Linked DNA regions of Homo sapiens: region 1 is linked to region 2. A link is an interaction called in ENCODE POLR2A ChIA-PET data of the cell type or tissue named here. Cell type or tissue: Caco-2. All regions are shown on one strand. Each heading gives the region's core, and the rest is flanking DNA. Links, peaks and the distances in the headings are about the cores only.

The links. Peaks named below come from ENCODE experiments on the same cell type or tissue, not always from the same donor. Only the 100,000 strongest peaks of a DNase experiment are listed, where the experiment ranks them.
Region 1: POLR2A ChIA-PET joins it to region 2 with 5 read pairs; 4 of 35 experiments call an interaction of 5 or more read pairs at or near these places.

Annotation. Positions count from the first base shown.
Region 1 is chrX:41,261,741-41,272,394 of GRCh38, forward strand. No RefSeq gene overlaps it. Among named protein-coding and RNA genes, the nearest start is that of LINC02601, 8.7 kb to the right of the region's middle. In Caco-2, for the core only: no CTCF peak of the experiment used is centred there; no DNase peak of the experiment used is centred there.
Region 2 is chrX:41,378,878-41,389,531 of GRCh38, forward strand. No RefSeq gene overlaps it. Among named protein-coding and RNA genes, the nearest start is that of DDX3X, 50 kb to the left of the region's middle. RefSeq lists enhancers at 2,859-3,153, 6,626-7,143. In Caco-2, for the core only: no CTCF peak of the experiment used is centred there; DNase peaks (open chromatin) are centred at 2,984, 4,614 and 5,354; H3K4me3 peaks cover 171 bases.

The DNA of each region.
Region 1 (10,654 bases), core at 806-8,805, 120 kb before region 2:
ATCCCAGCTACTCGGGAGTCTGAGGCAGGAGAATAGCTTGAACCCAGGAGGTGGGGATTGCAGTGAGCCGAGATCAGGCCACTGCACTCCAGCCTGGGCGACAAAGTGAAACTCCATCTCAAAACAAAACGAAACAAAAAACAAAACAAAAAACTGGTTTCAGGTCATAGCAGGCAGTTTCAGCAGCCAGGCTTGCAGAGAATTACATTTTTGGAGCAATGTTATGTGCCCTGCCTGCTTCCCCCTGACCTCCTGACTCTGTTTCAGTTGGGTATGTCAAGAATGACCCAATTCGTATGATCTTTTCTTCTCTCCTTTCTTTTCTTTTCTTTTCTTTCTTTCTCTCTTTCTTTCTTCCTTCCTTTCTTTTCTTTCTCTCTTTTTCCTTCCTTTCCTTTCTCCTTTCCTTTCCTTACTCCTTTCCTTTCTCCTTTCCTTTCCTTTCTCCTTTCCTTTCCTTTCTCCTTTCCTTTCTCCTTTCCTTTCCCTTTCCCTTTCCTTTCCCTTCCTTTTCCCTTCCCTTCCCTTCCCTTCCCCTCCGCTCCCTTCCCCTTCCTTTTCCCTTCCCTTCCCTCCCCTCCCCTCCCCTCCCTTCCCTTTCTGTGTGTCTTGCTCTATTACCCAGGCTGGAAGACAGTGGTGCAATCATGGCTCACTGCAGCCTCCACCTCCTGAGCTCAAGCAATTCTTGGCCTCCCAAGTATCTAGGACTACAGGCACATGCCACCATGCCCAGCTATTTTTTTGTATTTTTTATAGAGGTGGGGTTTCACCTTGTTGCCCAGGCTGGTCTCAAATTCCTGGCCTTGAGTGATCCCTCAGCCTCTCAAAGTGCTGGGATTACAAGCATGAGCTACCACACCCAGCTGAAGTATGATCAACTTTTACACCTACAATCACACAAGATAGGCCAGATAATTTCTTTTTTTTTTCTTTTTTGAGACAGAATCTTGCTCTGTCACCAGGCTGGAGAGCCGTGGTGCGATCTCGGCTCACTGCAATCTCCGCCTCCTGAGTTCAAGCAATTCCCCTGCCTCAGCCTCCTGAGTAGCTGGGACTACAGGTGTGCACCACCACGCCCAGCTAATTTTTTGTATTTTAGTAGGGACGGGGTTTCACCATGTTGGCCAGGATGGTCTCAATCTCCTGACCTTGTGATCCACCCACCTCGGCCTCCCAAAGTGCTGGGATTACAGGGGTGAGCCACCTCACCTGGCCAGAGAATTTCTTTATAGCCAGCTCCAAGACAGGTAATTTATAAAGAAAAGAGGTTTATTTGGCTCAAGGCAGGAGAATATTAGAGTATATTTTAGTTTCTAAGGTACTATGGTTTGGATACTTAATCCCTCCAAATTTCACGTGGAAATGTGGCCCCCAGTATTGGAGGTGGGGCCTGGTGGGAGGTGTTTGGGTCATGGGGGTGGATCCCTCGTGAATGGCTTGGTGTTGTCCTCGCTGTAATGAGTGCTCTCTCTCTCTTGCTTCCTGTCTCTCCATGTGATCTGCACATGCCATATCCCCTTCCCCTTCCGCCACGATTAGAAGCTTCCTGAGGCCTCACCAGAAGCAGATACTGGAGCCATGCTTCTTGCATAGCCTACAGAACCGTGAGCCAAATAAACCTCTTTTCTTTATAAACTACCCAGCTTCAGGAATCCCTTTACGGCAATGCAAAAGAACTAAGATATACAGGCTGCCTTGGAGAGAAAAAGGAGCAGGTGAAAGGAGGGCAGGAGAAGCTCAGAGAGAGAGAGATTCTGTTTTCTGAGGCCTAAAGCACCCCAATGTTATGACAAGAGAATGTCTTTCACCTTTATGGCTCTGAAGGCTGTTCTGAAGCTGCTTCAGGAACTAAGGACAAAAGGCCAAATGTTATTTATTTATGTATTTATTTATTTTTTATTTTTTATTTCTTTTAAGATGAAGTCTCACTCTGTCTCCCAGGCTGGAGTGCAGTGGTGTGATCTTGGCTCACTGTAACCTCTGCCTCCCGGGTTCAAGCAATTCTCGTGCCTCAGCCTCCAGAGTAGCTGGCATTACAGGCGCCTACCACCATATCTGGCTATTTTTTTTGTATTTTTAATAGAGACGGGGTTTCACCATGTTGGCTAGGCTGGTCTTGAACTCCTGACCTCAAGTGATCTGCCCGCCTTGGCCTCCCAAAGTGCTGGTATTATAGGCATGAGCCACTGCGCCCAGCCCAAATGCTTTTAAAATATATACCTATTGTTTTAGTCACTTAGGAAATAACAAGGGCTATGGCACTTATCAACCAGGAAGTGTGAACAAAAACCAATATAAATATATCATAACATCACAACATCCAAGCCCAATGTGCCATTACAATGTTGGCTGGAACATCGTGCACTACTTATAAAAATGGGCCTTGGCCAGGTATGGTGGCTCACGCCTGTAATCCCAGCACTTTGGGAGGCCGAGGCAGGTGGATCACCTGAGGTCAGGAGTTCAAGACCAGCCTGACCAACATGGATAAACCCCATCTCTACTAAAAATACAAAATTAGCTGGGCGTGGTGGTGCATCCCTGTGGTGCATCCCTGTAATTCCAGCTACTTGGGGGGCTGAGGCAGGAGAATGGCTTGAACCCGGGAGGCAGAGGTTGCGGTGAGCTGAGATCATGCCATTGCACTCTAGCCTGGGCTACAAAAGCGAAACTGCATCTCAAAAAACAAAGCAAAACAAAACACCCCAAAATGACTGAGTTCTGGGAGCTTCTGAATATCTGCACGCGTGGAGGTTCCTGGAGGGTGGTACACCTGGAGGGGGCATGGAAGCTCCGCACCCCTTCCCCCATACCTTGCCCTATGTATCTCTTCATCTGTATCCTTTGTAATATCCTTGATAATAAACTGGTAAATGTGTTTCCCTGAGTTCTGGGAGCCCCTCTAGCAAGTTTTTTTTTTTTTTTGAGACGGAGTGTCGCCCAGGCTGGAGTGCAGTGGTGCAATCTCATCTCACTGCAAGCTCCGCCTCCTGGGTTCATGCTATTCTCCTGCTTCAGCCTCCGGAGTAGCTGGGACTACAGGTGCCTGCCACCACGCCCGGCTAATTTTTTTGTATTTTTAGTAGAGACGGGGTTTCACCGTGTTGGCCAGGATGGTCTCGATCTCCTGACCTCGTGATCTGCCCGCCTTGGCCCCCCAAAGTGCTGGGATTACAGGTGTGAGCCACCGCGCCCGGCCCCCTCTAGCAAATTAAATGAACCAAAGGAAGGGGTGGTGGGAACCCCGATGTATAGCTTGTCGGTCAGAAGCACAGGTGACACAACCTGGGGCTTGCCATTGGTATCTGAAGGTGGGGGCAGTCTTGGGGACTGAGCCATCAACCTGTGGGATCTGAAGCTATCTCCAGGTAGAGAGTGTCAGAATTGAATTGAATAGAATTGGAGGACACCCAGTTGGTGTCCACTGCAGAACTGATTGCTTGATTGCTGGTGGGGAGAAATCCCCACATATTTTGGGGTCACGGAAGTCTTCTGTGTTGATTGTTGTGTGAGACCAGAGAAAAGACAGTTTGTGTTTTTTCCACTCAGACTTTGGCTTGCTAGAAAACAAATAGAGAAGCCGGGCGCAGTAGCTCATGCCTGTAATCCCAGCACTCTGGGAGGACGAGATGGGTGGATCACCTGAGGTCAGGAGTTTGAGACCCATCTGACCAACATGGTGAAACCCCGTCTCTACTAAATACAAAAAATTAACCAGGCATGGTGGTGCATGCCTGTAATCTCAGCTACTCTGGACGCTGAGTCAGGAGACTCGCTTGAACCCGGGAGGTGGAGGCTGCAGTGAGCTGAGATCGCACAACTGCACTCCACCCTGGGCAAGACAGAGTGAGACTCCGTCTCAAAAAAAAAAAAAGAAAAAGAAAAAAGAAAAAAAGAAAAGAAAAAAGAAAAAGAAAACAAATGGAGGCCCCAGCTTGGAGTTCATTGCCATGCCTGCTCTAGCCCCAGCAGTAAGAATTGCTTCTTACTGGACTCAGCGTCAGCAGTGCAATTCTTACTGCACTGATTTAGTGAGCATGACTTAGCGATCACTCAGACAACTGCTCTCCCACGTGAGGATGGTGAAAAAATGACGCTGCAGCCAGCGTCAGAAGTTTCGTTTTATAAGCAGTCGTGCTGTGCTGTGCTGGCAATGGTGCCCTGTGGTTACCACTTTCTTACAGAGCTCACAGAAGGTGTGCTTCAGCTTTGGGATGCTGAGATGAATGGGCTTTGGAGAGAATTTGACAGTTCAAAAAAAACACTTCCGTTTTTAGACATGCATATTTAGCTGTTTGGGAATGCAATTGTTTCCTTCTTGAATGTCAAATATAAGAGTGCTACAGGCCGGGCACGGTGGCTCACGCTTGTAATCCCAGCACTTTGGGAAGCTGAGGCAGGCAAATCACTTGAGGTCAGAAGTTTGAGACCAGCCTGGCCAACATGGCAAAACCCCGTCTCTACTAAAAATACAAAAATTAGCCGGACATGTTGGCGGGTGCCTGTAATCCCACCTACTCGGGAGGCTGAGGCACGAGAATCACTTGAACCTGGGAGGTGGAGGTTGCAGTGAGCTGAGATCATGCCACTGTTCTCCAGCCTGGGTGACAGAGTGAGACTCGGTCTCAGAAAAAAAAAAAAAAAAAAAAGAGTGCTACAATCACATGACCATATTTGTGCTGAAATCCTGTTTCTTACTATCATTCCCATTCCATTTCGTTGAGACTTGTAACCGAAAGAGGGTCAGGTTGCTTGCCACTTGCAGAAAGAAGCCAAAATAAGAGCAAGGTGTGTTAAAAAGAAAGTAAATTTCATTATCCGTTGCTAGCAAGGAAAGGCTGGCCAGAATCCTTTCCAAAAATTGCCATTTTCCAATTTCTGGAGAGGGGGCCCTGGTTTAAGAAGAGGGGCTTGGACTGCAGAAGAGGCACGGGGGGCTAGGAGGTACCAGGTGGCATGTCTCGCTCCAATGGCTTCTTTTGAATTATTGTTCCATCTGCTGAAGGGGCCAGCACCATCATGAGTCCACGCAGCTCACAAATCAATCGCAGTCAATCTCTAGCTGAGAGTGAACTCCAGCCTTGAAGTAACCTCCTGCTGAGGAGAGAATTCCAGGGATATCTGGTCCGTGTCAGAATTCAGCTCTGGAAACTTCTAAGGAAATCTATAACCAGATAAGTGAGCATGGTGTGAGTTTAGCAAGCATCCAGGTAAATAAGTGTGCATGACACATGAGAGCATAATGTTGGAAAGGGAAGGGCGTTTGAAAGCACGTTTCGTAAGACCAAAGAAAACACACCTGCAGTTTGTCTCAAAGCTACGTCTTGAGACTGAGGAGAAAGGAGGAAAGGAAAACAAGTTTTTAAAACACAGTTTGAAGCTAAGCTGGGTCTAACTCTATTGCCCAGGCTGGAGTACAGTGGCGCAATCACGGCTGACTGCAGCCTCGACTTCCCAGGACCAAGTGATCCTCCCACCTCAGCCTCCTGAGTAGCTGAGACTACAGGCATGAACCACCACACCTGGCCAATTATGTATTTTAGTAGAGACAGAGTCTCACCATATTGCCCGGGCTGGTCTCGATCTCCTGGGTTCAAGGAATCTGCCTACCTCAGCCTCCCAAAGTGCTGGGATTACAGGCATGAGCCACCCCACCTGGTCTCTTTTTCCCTCTTGTTTTTAAAAGATATTTGAAATTTAGCTTTATATTCTGGCCAGGCACAGTGGCTCATACCTGTAAACCCAGTGCTTTGGGAGGCCGAGGCAGGAGGATTGCTTGAGCCCAGGAGTTTGAGACCAGCCTGAGCAATATAGTGAGACCCCATCTCTACAAAAAATTAACAAAAAGTTAGCCGGGCATGGTGGTGTGCGCCTGTGGTGGCCCAGCTACTCAGGAGGCTGGAAATGGGAGGGTCACTTGAGTCCTAGAAGCCGAGGTGCAGTGAGCTATGATCACGCCACTGCACTCCAGGTAGGCAACAGAGACCCCGTCTCTACAAAAAAGAAAAAAAATGGTCACAGCCATGCATCAGCAGATGTCCAATAATTCCAATGATAGCTGTAATAGTAAGAAAATGACAGGCCCGGCCGAGCGTGGTCGCTCACGCCTGTAATCCTGACACTTTGGGAGGCCGAGGAGGGCGGATCATCTGAGGTCAAGAGTTGGAGACCAGCCTGGCTAACATGGTGAAACCCTGTCTCTACTAAAAATACAAAGAATTAGCCGGATATGGTGGCGGGCACCTGTAATCCCAGCTACTCAGGAGGCTGAGGCATGAGAATTGCTTGAACCCGGGAGGTGGAGGTTGCAGTGAGCTGAGATTGCACCACTGCACTCCAGCCTGGGCGAGAGAGTGGGACTCCATCGCAAAAAAAACAAAAAACAAAAAACAAACAAACAAACAAAAGACCGGACGCTGGATTACGCCTGTAATCCCAGCACTTTGGGAGGCTGAGGCGGGCGGATCACAAGGTCAGGAGATCGAGACCATCCTGGCTAACACAGTGAAACCCCGTCTCTACTAAAAATACAAAAAAAAAATTAGCCGGGCGTGGTGGCAGGCGCCTGTAGTCCCAGCTACTCAGGAGGCTGAGGCAGGAGAATGGTGTGAACCTGGGAGGCGGAGCTTGCAGTGAGCGGACATCGCGCCACTGTGCTCCAGCCTGGGTGACAGAGAGAGACTCCGTCTCAAAAAAAAAAAAAAAAAGAAAATTAAAAAGAAAATGACAGGCTAGGCGTGGTGGCTCACACCTGTAATCCCAGCACTTTGGGAGGCCCAGGTGGGAGGATAGCTTGAGCCCAGGAGTTCGAGACCAGCCTGGGCAACATAGTGATATGGTTTGGCTGTGTCCCCACCCAAATCTCATCTTGAATTCCGACGTGGGAGGTAACTAAATCATGGGGGTAGGTCTTTCCCATGCTGTTCTCGTGATAGTGAATAAGTCTCACAAGATCTGATGGCTGTAAAAAGGGGAGTTTCCCTGCATATGTGCACCTCTCTTTGCCTGCTGCCATCCACATAAGATGTGACTTGCTCCTCCTTGCCTTCCTCCATGCTTGTGAGGCTTCCCCAGCCACGTGGAACTGTAAGTCCAATTAAACCTCTTTCTTTTGTAGCTTGCTCAGTCTCTGGTATCTCTTTATCAGCAGCATGAAAGCGGACTAATACATATAGTGAGACCCTATCTCTACAAAAAATACACACATTAACTGGGTGTAGTGGCACGTACCTTTGGTCCCAGCTATTTGGGAGGCTGAGGTGGGAGGATCACTTGAGCTTGGGAGGTTGAGGCTGCAGGATTGCACCACTGCACTCCAGCCTGGGAGACAGAGTGAGATCCTATCTCAAAAAAAAAAAAAAGAAAAGAAAAAGAAAAAAGAAAAACAAAAAAACCAACATGTCCTTAAGGGAGCCCTGAGATGGCAATTCCCTCTGTTCTCAGGGTGGCAGGGCAGGGGCCCTGGAATAGTCAACTCTAGATGTTTCAAGAGGGCACCCAGTGTGGTAGACTCTGGCTGTGTCTCCCACACTCCCCACAGGTGGTGAGCACGAGTGACCAACTGGCCAAGGAGGGCTCTGCCATTAGACACTATTTCAGTGCCCCTTCTCATCATGGACAAGGGTCCACAGAACTGCCGGGGGCAGAAGGTTCTTCCAGGTTCCCAAAGGCTCAGGGCAGATCAAGGTGTAGCCAACAGATAGGGATGGGAAGAGGTGGCCTGGTAGGGCGATACCTCCACACCATGCCCTGAAACACCATCACCACACAGATCAGAAACCTCTGTCTTTTTGTGGCTGGTACGTAATTTTTTTTTTTTTTTTTTTTTGAGACGGAGTTTCGCTCTTCTTGCCCAGGCTGGAGTACAATGGTGCAATCTCGGCTCACCGCAACCTCCACTACTGGGTTCAAGCAATTCTCCTGCCTCAGCCTCCCAAGTAGCTGGGATTACAGGCATGCGCCACCACGCCCAGCTAATTTTTGTATTTTTTTAGTAGAGACAGGGTTTCTCTGTGTTGGTCAGGCTGGTCTCGAACTCCCAACCTCAGGTGATCCACCCACCTTGGCCTCCCAAAGTGCTGGGATTACAGGTGTGAGCCACCGCGCCCAGCCTGCTGGTGTGTAATTTTATGGTGCCCAAGCCAACTGCAGCACGGCTGCTCTCATAATGCAGGTACCTCTGCAAATTAGACCTTCATCATTGTTTTGAAATGTCTAATAGGAAAAGATAGTTCAGATTCAAAATCCATTCACATTACATAAGAAATGTAAACATTCCACTTGTCCACAAAAGAAAGAGCTGTCAGATTCTTAGTTTTTTTGTTTTTTGTTTTTTTTGTTTTTTCCGGACAGGGTCTCACTCTGTCGACCAGGCCAAAGTGCAGTGGTACTATCTCGGCTCACTGCAGCCTCTGCCTCCTGGGTTCAAGTGATTCTCCTGCCTCAGCTTCCTGAGTAGCTGGGATTACAGGCACGTGCCACCATGCCTGGCTACCAGGTTCTTTAAATATAATATCAACTGTTGCAAAATTGTAAATGGATGATAAAAAATGTTAAACGTTAACTTGTGCTAACACAACTTCCCCTTGATGGTAGCTATCAAGCATTTGAAGTTGGTCGGGTGCGGTGGCTCAAGCCTGTAATCTCAGCACTTTGGGAGGCTGAGGCGGGTGGATCACCTGAGGTCAGGAGTTCGAGACCAGCTTGGCCAACATGGCAAAATCCCGTCTCTACTAAAAATACAAAAATTAGGTGGGCGTGGTGGTGTGCATCTGTAGCCCTAGCTACTCGGGAGGCTGAGGCAGGAGAATCGCTTGAACCTGGGAGGCAGTGACTGCAGTGAGCCGAGATCGTGCCATTGCACTCCAGCCTGGGCGGCAGAGCGAGACTCAAGTCTCAAAAAATAAAAAAGTATTTGAAGTGTTCAGCAGTTCAGCATAAGTCCAGGTCAGAAATTGCCACTGTAAGCATAAAACCTCATATAAAGAGTTTTGTTACACTCCTTGGTGTTTACCCAAACGACTGGAAAACTTATGCCTACACAAAAATCTGCACACAGATGTTTATAGCAGCTTTATTCATAATTGCCAAAGCTTGGAAGCAACCAAGATGTCCTTCAGTAGGTGAATGGATAAATAAACAACTGTGGTATAGCCAGACAGTGGACTAGCACTAAGTAGAAATGAGCTCTCAAGCCATGAAAAGACATGAAGGAAACTTAAATGCATACTATCAAGTGAAGGAAGCCAATCTGAAGAGGCTACGTGCTGTACGATTCCAACTACTCTATGTGACACTCTTGAAAGAGCAAAACTGTGGAGATAGTAAGAAGATCACTGGCTGCCAGGGGCTAGCCGGGAGGGAGGGATGAACAGCTGGACCACAGGGGATCTTTAGGGCAGTGAAAATACTCTGGGCTGGGCACACTCGCTCATGCCTGTAATCCCACCACTTTGGAAGGCTGAGGTGGGAGCATTACTTGAGCCCAGGAGTGTGAGACCAGCTTGGGAAACATGGCGAGACCCCGTCTCTACAAAAAACAGAAAAATTAGTGGGGCATGGTGATGTGCGCCTGTGGTCCCAGCTACTTGGGAGGCTGAGCTGGGAGGACCACCTAAGCCCAGGAGGCAGAGGTTGCAGTGAGCCATGATTGCACCACTGCACTCCAGCCTGAGCAACAGAGCGAGACCCTGTCTCAAATAAACAAAACAAAACAACGAAAAAGAAAAAATACTCTGTATAATACTATGATGCTGGACATACATAATCATACATTTGTCCAAACTCACAAAATATATAACACCAAGAGTAAACCCTAACGTAAACTGTGGACTCTGGGTGATGATGATGTGTTGATGCAGGTTCATCAATTGCAACAAATATACCACTCTGGTGGGGGATATTGATAATGGGGGAGGCTGTACCTGTCGGGAGTCAAGGGGGTATATGGGAAATCTCTGTATCTTCTGCCCACTATTGCCATGAAACTAAAACTGTTCTAAAAAATATAAAGTTGGCTGGGCACAGTGGCTTACACCTGTAATCCCAGCACTTTGGGAGGCTGAGGTGGGCAGATCACCTGAGGTCAGGAGTTTGAAACCAGCCTGGCCAACATGGTGAAACCCATCTCTACTAAAAGTACAAAAATTAGCTGGGCATGGCCAGGCACGGTGGCTCACACCTGTAATCCCAGCACTTTGGGAGGCCAAGGCGGGTGGATCACCTGAGGTCAGGAGTTTGAGACCACCCTGACCAACATGGTGAAACCCCGTCTCTACTAAAAATACCAAAACTAGCCGGGCATGGTGGCACATGCCTGTAATCCCAGCTACTCAGGGGCTGAGGCAGGAGACTTGCTTGAACCCAGGAGGCGGAGGTTGCTGTGAGCCGAGATCGCGTCATTGCACTCCAGCCTGGGCAACAAGAATGAGACTTTGCCTCAAAAAAAAAAAAAAAAAAACAAAATTAGCTGGGCACGGTGGTGTGCGCCTGTAATCCTAGCTACCCGGGAGGCTGAGGCAGGAGAATCACTTGAACCTGGGAGGTGGAGGTTGCAGTGAGTTGAGATCATGCCACTGCACTCCAGCCTGGGCAACAGAGTGACTCCGTCTCAAATATATATATATATATATATGTGTGTGTGTGTGTGTGT
Region 2 (10,654 bases), core at 1,129-9,128:
TTCACCCAGTGGAATACTCTACAGCAACAAGAATCAGTAAGCTCTTGAGAAGACATGGAGGAACCTCATGCATGTAATGTTGCACAAGAAGGCCAACAAATGTAGGAGTCCGTACTTTATGATTCCATTCATATTCCAAAACAGGCCAAATGAATCCAGATACCACAACTCAGGATAGTGGTTATAGTTCACTAAGTTTTGTTTCTTTGTTTGTTTGTTTATTTTTTTCTCGAGACGGAGTCTTGCTCTGTTGCCCAGGCTGGAGTGCAATGGCGCAATCTCAGCTCAATGCAACCTCTGCCTCCTGGGTTCAAGCGATTCTCCTGCCTCAGCCTCCTGAGTAGCTGGGGCTATGGATGTGCACCACCGCACCCAGCTAATTTTTTGTATTTTTAGTAGAGACGGTGTTTCACCATGTTGGCCAGACTGGTCTCAAACTCCTGACCTTGTGATCCACCTGCCTCGGCCTCCCAAAGTGCTGGGATTACAGACATGGGCCACTGTGTCTGGCCATAGTTCACTAAGTTTTTAAAAATCCGTGATAGCAAATGGTTTACAGGGTACAAAGTGCCTTTGCATATGTGTTATCTCACGTTTTGCTCATTTTCATGCCAAGTGGACTTTATTGAGATATTATTTACATATAACAAAGTGCATAAATTTTAAGTGATGACCCTAATGAATTTTACCACACATACACACCCAGGTAACCCACACCAAGATCAAGCTACAGAACATTCCTGAACTCCTGAGAGTTCCTTCACATGATCTCCTTTGATCATCATGACAATCTCTGGACAGCAGAGCCATTATCTGCCCATATCATCTCTGAGGAACATCAGCCTTAGAGGCCAAGACCTGCCATGGTCCCAGTGCCCCCTCTGGGTTGGGACGGTGCTGCCCTCATGGCAGAGAAATGGCTGAGAGGCTCTCAGTAGCCTTCTCAGAACCCTCTGACTTGAGTTGGCATCATTAGCCTATGAATTCACTTTCTGGAAAATGAGGCTCTGTCCCCTTGCTACACAGCTGGGCAGGGAGCTGGGGAGGTGGGTTGGGTGGCACTAGCTAGTTATTTTTTTATTTTATTTATTTATTTATTTTGAGACAGTCTCACTCTGTTGCCCAGGCTGGAGTGCAGTGGCATGATCTCGGCTCACTACAACCTCCGCCTCCCAGGTTCAAGCGATTCTCTTGCCTCAGCCTCCTCATAGCTGGGACTATAGGCGCGCACCACCGTACCTGGCTAATTTTTTTTTTTTTTTCTTGAGATGGAGTCTCGCTCTGTCGCCCAGGCTGGAGTGCAGTGCGCAATCTCAGCTCACTGCAAGCTCCGCCTCATGGGTTCACGCCATTCTTCTGCCTCAGCCTCCTGAGTAGCTGGGACTATAGGTGCCCGCCACCATGCCCGGCTAATTTTTTGTATTTTTAGTAAAGGCGGGGTTTCACCGTGTTAGCCAGGATGGTCTCGATCTCCTGACCTCGTGATCTTCCCGCCTTGGCCTCCCAAAGTGCTGGCATTACAGGCATGAGCCACCTTGCCCAGCCAGTTTTTTTGTATTTTTAGTAGAGATGGGGTTTCACCATGTTGGCCAGGCTGGTCTCAAACTCCTGACATTAGGTGACCCACCCACCTTGGCTCCCCAAAGTGCTGGGATTACAGGCATTAGCCACTGTGCCTGGCCCTGGCTAGTTATTTTTAAACTCCAGTTATTTTCCAGAGCTATCTCCCAACCATCACCATTACGGACAATGCCCTGGAGTCTGAGGGTTGGCAGTGCCAGGTGAGGGATGCTAGTGTCTGTGAGAAACTGCCCTTGGGGAGGGAGTGGCCACCAACCAGCCCAACTGGGTGGGCAGGGCTCCTGGGAGAAACAGGCAGATGCTGCACGGGAATGAGGCCTGTGTGGGCCTCATGCTGAAGCTTCAGGGGCGGCTCGGTGTGAGTGCATTCAGGGTTCGATTCTCACCACCCCCAGTCCCTGCCTGGGCCTGGGTGAGGTTTGAGGGCTGACCCGAGGCAAGCCCAGAGCAAAGACAAGGTGCACATTGGGCTTTCCTGAGGCCTTCTCCCTCCAGTTCCAAGCCCTTTCTCAAACTGACTGTTTCCCCAGGACATGGCCCTGGGGGCGAGGCCAGAATCCCTTGTGGCCTCTTTTCTCTCTCTCTCTCTTTTTTTTTTGAGATGGAGTTTCGCTCTTGTTGCCCAGGCTGGAGTGCAATGGCGTGATCTCGGCTCACCGCATCCTCCGCCTCCCAGGTTCAAGCAATTCTCCTGCCTCAGCCTCCCCAGTAGCTGGGATTACAGGCATTTGCCACCATGCCCGGCTACTTTTGTATTTTTAGTAGAGACAGGGTTTCTCCATGTTGGTCAGGCTGGTCTTGAACTCCCGACCTCAGGTGATCTGCCCGCCCTGGCCTCCCGAAGTGCTGGAATTACAGGCGTGAGCCACCATGCCCGGCCGTTTTTTTTTTTTGAGACGGAGTCTCACTCTGTTGCCCGGGCTGGAGTGTAGTGGCGAGGTCTCGGCTCACTGCAACCTCCACCTCCCAAGTTCAAGCAATTCTGCCTCAGCCTCCCGAGTAGCTGGGATTACAGGCGCCCGCCACTACGCCCAGCTAATTTTTTGTATTTTTAGTAGAGACGGGGTTTCACCATGTTGGCTAGGCTGGTCTCAAACTCCTGACCTTGTGATTCGCCCTCCTCTGCCTCCCAAAGAGCTGGAATTACAGGCTTGAGCCACCAGGCCTGGCCTCGTGGCCTTTTTTCTTTAGGGGCGACCTGGTGGGTTCATCTGGAGCAAGGATGCCCTTCCTCACTTTGCTCAGAGCTCTGGGAAATTTCTGGGCCCTCTTAGGCAGTTCTCTTGATTCTCCCAGTCATGAACAAAGGCCCCCGTCCCCCACTGGGACTGGAACTCTTTGTTCTGGAAAGCTGAGTACTGCAGGGCAGGCCTGGGTCAGAGGCCACTGCCTGGTGTTCCCTCGGGGCAGAGTCCCCTCTAGCCACACTCTCACTGGCTTCTGAAAGAGGAAGGCTGACGAACTGGGTGACTCATCCCATTTCTGGAAAAGAGAGGATCAGGAGTTCAGATGGGCATGTTTATGACTGACGTCTGGATGAGATGACACGATAAACATAAGGGCTTAACAAAATTTAGCAAAGACTTGGGCAGCAGCCCATGAAGAAGTGTTTAGTTTTTCTATTAAAAAAAAAAAAAAGCCGGGCGCCATGGCTCACACCTGTAATCCCAGCACTTTGGGAGGCCGAGGCGGGCGGATCACGAGGTCAGGAGATCGAGACCTTCCTGGCTAACACAGTGAAACCCCGTCTCTACTAAAAATACAAAAATTAGCCGGGTGTGGTGGCGGGCGCCTGTAGTCCCAGCTACTCGGGAGGCTGAGGCAGGAGAACCGCGTGAACCCGGGAGGCTGAGCTTGCGGTGAGCAGAGATCGCGCCACTGCACTCCAGCCTGGGCGACAGAGCGAGACTCCGTCTCAAAAAAAAAAAAAAAAAAAAGCCAGCCGAGCGCAGTGGCTCACACCTGTAATCCCAGCACTTTGGGAGGACGAGGCAGGCGGATCACCTGAAGTCAGGAGTTCAAGACCAGCCTGCTGAACATGGTGAAACCCCGTCTCTACTAAAAATACAAAAATTAGCCGGGCTTGGTAGCGCGCCTATAATCCCAGCTGCTCTGGACGCTGAGGCAGGAGAATCGCTTGAACCCGGGAGGTGGAGGTTGAGGGAGCTGAGCTCATGCCATTGACCTCCAGCCTGGGTGGCAAGAGTGAAACTCTGTCTCAAAAAAAAAAAAAAAAAAAAAAGCCTTAATTCCAAAGCCACAAATGAGCCTACACCATTGGCTCATCTCAGCCTAAGAATCCAATTCCAGGAGGTAGGAGAGGGTGACCTGCGGTGGCCGAGAAGGATGTGACGGCTCTCCGAGGTGAACAACCGTTCATTCTCAATGAATAGTTTCACATGGACCCATGGACCCATTTCAGGGATTTGCTGTTCTTTAAAACACGGCAGAAAAAACCCCAAACAAAAATTCCTATGTACACCAGTCACCCCTTCTCTCTTCTGCTTTTTGGCTAACATCAGGCCAGGGACACATGGTGGCCCTAGCTCAGTCTTTGCTGGGACTTGGTGACAAGCCCAGGGACAAAGAAAACCAGTCTCTACTCTGACCTACCCCAAAGGGTGCCCATTAGGGACGGGGCAAATAAACAAGCTTTGAGATTTTTACATGGAAATCTCAAGGGACCAAGATTTCACTCACTCTGGTAAAACAAAAACAAAAACACCCTCCTTCTGTTCCCCGGAACTGAGCTTCTGAGTAACAACTGTTGGCCTCTACCCACACACACAGCTCAGTCTCTATTTGCAACAAGATCCTGGATGCTGGGCTTTGATATGAATTCTAACCCTTTGATTTCAGCACCTGTCTGTCCCTGCTGTGTTGTAAAAGTGGGGTGGGGGTGGGAAGCTATAACCACTTCTAGACAGGAAGTTATTTAGGCAAAAAAAAAAAAAAAAAAACAAACAAAAAAAACAGATGAAGCATTGCACCAAGTACAAAGGTAGCCACACCTCAGGCTGAAAGGTTCCTTCCAGAGAGATAAGATACCCGACAGCAAAAGTCACACAGCTCCATGAGATCTGGGTGAAATGGAAACTTCCTGTTTATTTTAGTCCCTTCAGCCTGGGGGTGGAGAGGGAGCAGCAGAGATGGAAGCCGTGGCTGCTACTTTTGTTAAGAATCAAAACTGCTGGATCAGTCCAGAAGATTGTGGCATCGCCTGTCCCATCAACCATGCCCTCCCGTTCCCACCAAGGACACGACAGAGATAATACCATGAGAATATATGAGTTGCCCACAACTAGCACCAGATGCTGTTGGCAGGCTCATTTTAACTTCACAGCATCCTTCTGGGGATGGGAATAGGAGGGAGTAGATACAATCGTCTTTTTTTTTTTGAGGCGGAGTCTTGCTCTGTCGCCCAGGCTGGAGTGCGGTGGCAAGATCTCGGCTCACTGCAACCTCCGCCTCCCGGGTTCAAGTGATTCTCCTGCCTCAGCCTCCCAAGTAGCTGGGATTACAGGTGCCCATCACCACGCTCGGCTAATTTTTGTATTTTTAGTAGAGACGGGGTTTCACCACGTTGGCCAGGCTGGTCTCAAACTCCCGAGCTCAGGTGATCCGATCCACCTGCCTCAGCCTCCCAAAGTGCTGGGATTACAGGAGTGAACCACTGCGTGTTTTTTTTTTTTTTTTTTTTTTTTTTTAACATATCAGAGCTGCGCTGGGGAGGGTAGGTGACGCAATCACAGTCAAGTAGGCGCTCAGAGGCTGAGTCAGGACCTGGCTTGCTCTCAGGCCCTGCCCCCACCCCAGCTACTTCCTCCTAAATATCTCTAATCGCTCAGTTTCTTGGACCTTTAGTTTTAGCACTGGGACTGCCCTGATTAATTCCTTTAGCAATGATCACACCCATAAGTACGCCATTTCCACCCTCCCCACCCTAGGGCTCTCTGGGGAAGATGACCTAGTCCAGGGCCACCCAACATCTCAGAGCAGTCCCAGGTAATTCTCAGGATGGTAGACAGGGCTTCTGAGCTCAGCACAGGGATGCTTGATGTTGTTCACACCTGTGAAGAAAGGCAGAAATACACATGCCAAAGACGTGGAGAGACTGGATCCCTCATGCATTGTGGGAGGGATTGCTAAATGTTGCAGCCGCTTTGAAAAACTCCTAGGAAAACCAGAGACCCTTGTTCACTTGTTTATCTGCTGACCTTCCCTCCACTATTGTCCTATGACCCTGCCAAATCCCCCTCTGCGAGAAACACCCAAGAATGATCAATAAATACTAAAAAAAAAAAAAGAAAAACAGTTTGGTGGTTCCTCAAAAGGTTAAACATAGAGTTACCATACGCCCCAGCAATTCCACTTTTAGTGTAAATCAAAAACTGACTGATGGCAGGCCTTCGTGGCTCACGCCTGTAATCCCAGCGCTTCGGGAGGCTGAGGCAGGCGGATCACTTGAGGCCGGCGGATCACTTGAGGCCAGGAGTTTGAGACCAGCCTGGGCAACATGGCGAAACCCCGTCTCTACTAAAAATACAAAATTAGCCGGGTGTGGTGGCTCACACCTGTAATTCCAGCTACTTGTGAGGCTGAGGCAACAGAATTCCTTGAGCCCGGGAGGCAGAGGCTGCAGTGAGCCACGATGGTGTTACTGCACTACAGCCTGCGACAGAATGAGACTCTGTCTCAAAAACAACAACAACAAACGACTGAGACAGGTTTCAACGAATTTAGAGGTTTATTTAGCCAAGGTTGAGGACATGTCTGGGGGAAAAAAAAACACAAGTCACAGTAGAATCTGTGTCCTGTGCTTTTTCCAAAGAGGGTTTGGGAACTTCAGTATTTAAAGGGGAAAGAACAGCCGGGTGTGGTGGCTCAGGCCTGTAATCCCAGCACTTTGGGAGGCCAAGGCAGGAGGATCGCTTGAGCCCAGGAGTCCAAGACCAGCCAGGGCAACTTGGCAAAACCTCCTCTCTACTAAAAATACAAAAATTGGCTGGGCATGGTGGCTCACGCCTGTAATCCCAGCACTTTGGGAGGCCGAGGAGGGTGGATCATGAGATCAGGGGTTCAAGATCAGCCTGGCCAAGATGGTGAAACCCTGTCTCTACTAAAAATACAAAAATTAGCTGGGCGTGGTGCAGACACCTGTAATCCCAGCTACTTGGGAGGCTGAGGCAGGAGAGTTGCTTGAACCTGGGGGAGGAGGTTGCAGTGAGCCAAGATGGCGCCACTGCACTCTAGCCTGGGTGACAGAGTGAGATTCTGTCTCCAAAAAAAAAAAAAAAAAAATTAGCCGGGCGTGGTGATGCATGCCTGTGGTCCCAGCTGCTCAGGAGGCTGAGGTGGGAGGATCACCTGAGCACAGGTGGTAGAGGTTGCAGTGAGCCAAGATCATGCCACTGCATTCCAGCCTGGGCATCAGAATGAGAGCCTGTCTCAAAAAAATAAATAAATAAATAAATAAAAATAAAAATAAATGAAAAATAAAGGGGAAAGGGCCAGGCGTGGTGGGTGGCTCACTCTTGTAATCCCAGCACTTTGGGAGGCCTAGGCTGGCAGATCACTTGAGGTCAGGAGTTCAAGACCAGCCTGGCCAACATGGTGATACCCCATCTCTACTAAAAATACAAAAATTAGACGGTCATGGTGGTACACGCCTGTAATTCTAGCTACTCAGGAGGCTGAGGTGCGAGAGTTGTTTGAACCTGGGAGGCAGCAGTTGCAGTGAGCCAAGATTGCACTACTGCACTCCAGCCAGGGCGACAGAGGAAGACTCCATCTCAAAAAATAATAATAACAATAAATAAATAAAAAATAAATAAAGGGGAAAGGGCAAGCAGGAGGGGAAGAAAAAAAAACAAGGTGGGTAGGCAATGAGGCACCTGGTTACATTCTTATGAGACTGTGAATCTACATTTTACATGTGAAAAGAAAGGGGAAGGGGAGGGAGTCAACTATGCATTCCTCCCCTGCTCAGTAAATCTACATTTTACATAAGGTAAAGTAAGCAAGTGAAATTACAGCTATCTGTTTGAGAATGAAAGGAAAGCAGTTTTTGCATGACTCAGTTCCCAAGCTTAACTTTCCCTTTGGCATAGTGAGTTGGAGTTCCATTTTTCTTTCACGCTAGGTATCTACCCAAGAGAAATGAGACGTATGTACGCATAAAACTCCTACACGAGTGTTCACAGCAGCATTATTCATAATAGCCCCAAATTGGAAACAACCCAATTGTCTACTGAGAAAAGAAAAATAGCTCAGAGCAGGCCCAGAGAGACATGAATAGGGACTTCAGTCATCATCTCCCCAGCCCCCACCGCATGCCTGGGGACAATTGTTTAAAGTCACTTTGTTCCTGACTAGCTGGCTCACCTATTATCTTCATGTACCTGGGATTTGTGATATAAAGACAAATTTTTACTTTAAAAATCCACTTGTAGGCCTGGCACGGTGGCTCACGCATGTAATCCCAGCAGTTTGGGAAGCCTAGGCAGGTGGATCACTTGAGGCCAGGACTTCCAGACTAACCTGGCCAAACATGGCAAAACCCCGTCTCTACTCAAAATACAAAAGTTAAAAACAAACAAACAAACAAAAGTTAGCTGGGCATGGTGGCGTGTGCCTGTAATCGCAGCTACTCAGGAGGCTGAGTCAGGAGAATCTCTTGAACCTGGGAGGGAGGTGGAGGTTGCAGTGAGCTGAGATCACGCCACTGCACTCCAGCCTGGGCAACAGAGCAAAACTTGGTCTCCAAAAAAAAAAAAAAAATCCACTTGTAACTGCTGCTAGGCAGAATGTTATGTTCAGGGCAACCTGAATCTGTGCTCTCAGATAACAATTTTAAAGCTTGGCCCAAATAAACTCTCTACGTATATTCATTTTGCCCCAGCTTCTTCCTTTTAGGTTGACACCATCAAGTGACAAATGGATAAACAAAATGTGGTATATCCAAACAGTAGAATATGATTCATCAGTGAAAAGGAATGAAGTATTGATACATGCCATAACACTGGCGAAACTTGAAGACCTGTTAGTTAAGTTTATGGATACAAAGGTCACATATTATATATTGTATGATTCCATTTATATAAAATGTCCAGAATAGGCCGGGCACAGTGGCTCACACCTATAATCCCAGCTACTTGGGAGGCTGAGGCAGGAGAATCACTTGAACCCGGGAGGTGGAGGTTGCAGTGAGCCGAGACGGTGCCATTGCACTCCAGCCTGGGAGACAGAGCTAGACTCCGTCTCAAAAAACTAAAAAGATAAATAAAAAATAAAAAACAAAAATCCAGGAGCATTGCGGCAGGGGATATGGAGCCAAAGGCCATTGCGACGACATGAAGAAAGTAGAGTTTGAGAAGGAATAGCCTGGCATTTATGGAAAAATGTCTCAGAAGCAATGACTAGCAATAAAAGGCTGATTGAGAAACTGGGGCAGGAATCCAGAAATGAAATGATGAGGGTCTAGGCCAAAGCCTTGACAGGGAACTGGAGAGAGAAGATCCAATTTACAGTCTAAAGAGGAAACTGGCACCAGATTACATGGTCACATTAGTGAACCAAACTAGGGCCCACTTGCCTGGAGCAGCAAAGCCAAACACTGACATCGGGATAGCAGCGAAAGTGAGACATTTATTGCAGGACACCAAGCCAGGAGAATTGGCCAGCTAATGCTTGAGACTGGAACTCCATGATGACTTACAGGTAAGGGTTTTTAAAGGCAAAGAGGTAGAGGTTACAGGCAAAGTCATAAATCAAGGCAGGACATCCTCAAGTCCCGGGATTGTGGGGGTGGGGGCACAGGTCGTAGGTGGATTCAGAGATTTTCTTTTTTTTTTTTTTTTTTTTTTTTTTGATACAGAGTCTCCGTCTGTTGCCCAGGCTAGAGTGCAGTGGCACGTTCTCGGCTCACTGCAACCTCCGCCTCCCGGGTTCAAGTGATTCTCGTGCCTCAACCTCCCGAGCAGCTGGGATTACAGGTCCGCGCCATCATGCCTGTCTAATTTTTGTATTTTTAGTAGAGACGGAGGTTTCACCATGTTGGCCAGGCTGGTCTCGAACTCCTGACCTCAAGTGATCTGCCCGCCTCGGCCTCCCAAAGTGCTAGGATTATAGGCGTGAGCCACCGGGCCCAGCCAGGATTCAGAGATTTTCTGATTAACGATTAGTTAAGGAGGTGAAGCTTTGTCTAAAACTTTGAGATCAACAGAAAGGAATGTTCACTCTTGCTTGTGGACATGACCTCCTCTGGGCCCCTCAAAAAGAAATTTAGAGCAGAGGTCAGAGTTCAACCTTCAGTTCCCCGTTATCTGAGGTTTACATGCCAGCTGATCCTTGTGATGGGGGCCCGAGGTTCCGAAAAACAACTCAGGGACATATATCAAGATGTTATCTTCAATTTCTTTTTTCTTTTTCTTTTCTTTTCCTTTATTTTATTTTATTTTTTATTTTATTTTTTGTGACTAGATCTTGCTCTATTACCCAGGCTGGAGTGCAGTGGCGCAATTTCGGGTCACTGCTATCTCCACCTCCGGGGCTCAAGCCATCCTCCCACCTCAGCCTCCTGAGTAGCTGGCACTACAGGCATGGGCTATGTGATCTTTCTGTGCTTTAATCTTCCCAGTTGTAAAAATTAAAGAACAGTAGTGACTACCTCCTAGGTTGTCCTGACAGTAACCGAGAAAATCCATGTGGAACAGCAGAAACACTAAGAAGAATGCAAATGTGCTTTCCTCTCTTGTATTTCCATACAGACGACCTTTTCCCTGGGCAGCCTGTAGCCATCTGCTTGGGAGCAGGGAAGGTTTTTCCAAAGTTCTTGAGCAAATTAAATATAAATCCTAAAGATCTCAGATCACAATGTCTCTTCCATGAGAGAAAGAAGATACCCCTATGCCAACCTCAGTCAAGCCGTGAGACTTGTTGCCTTTTAGTAGGAGGATATGACCTGCAGAAACTGAAAGCCCAAAAGTCGTCCCTTCCGGTTCCCAGGACTTGTAGGCAGAAACATGGAGGCAGGACCAGGAGAGGTGTGGCAGTGGGTCCCAAGGTCACTCTT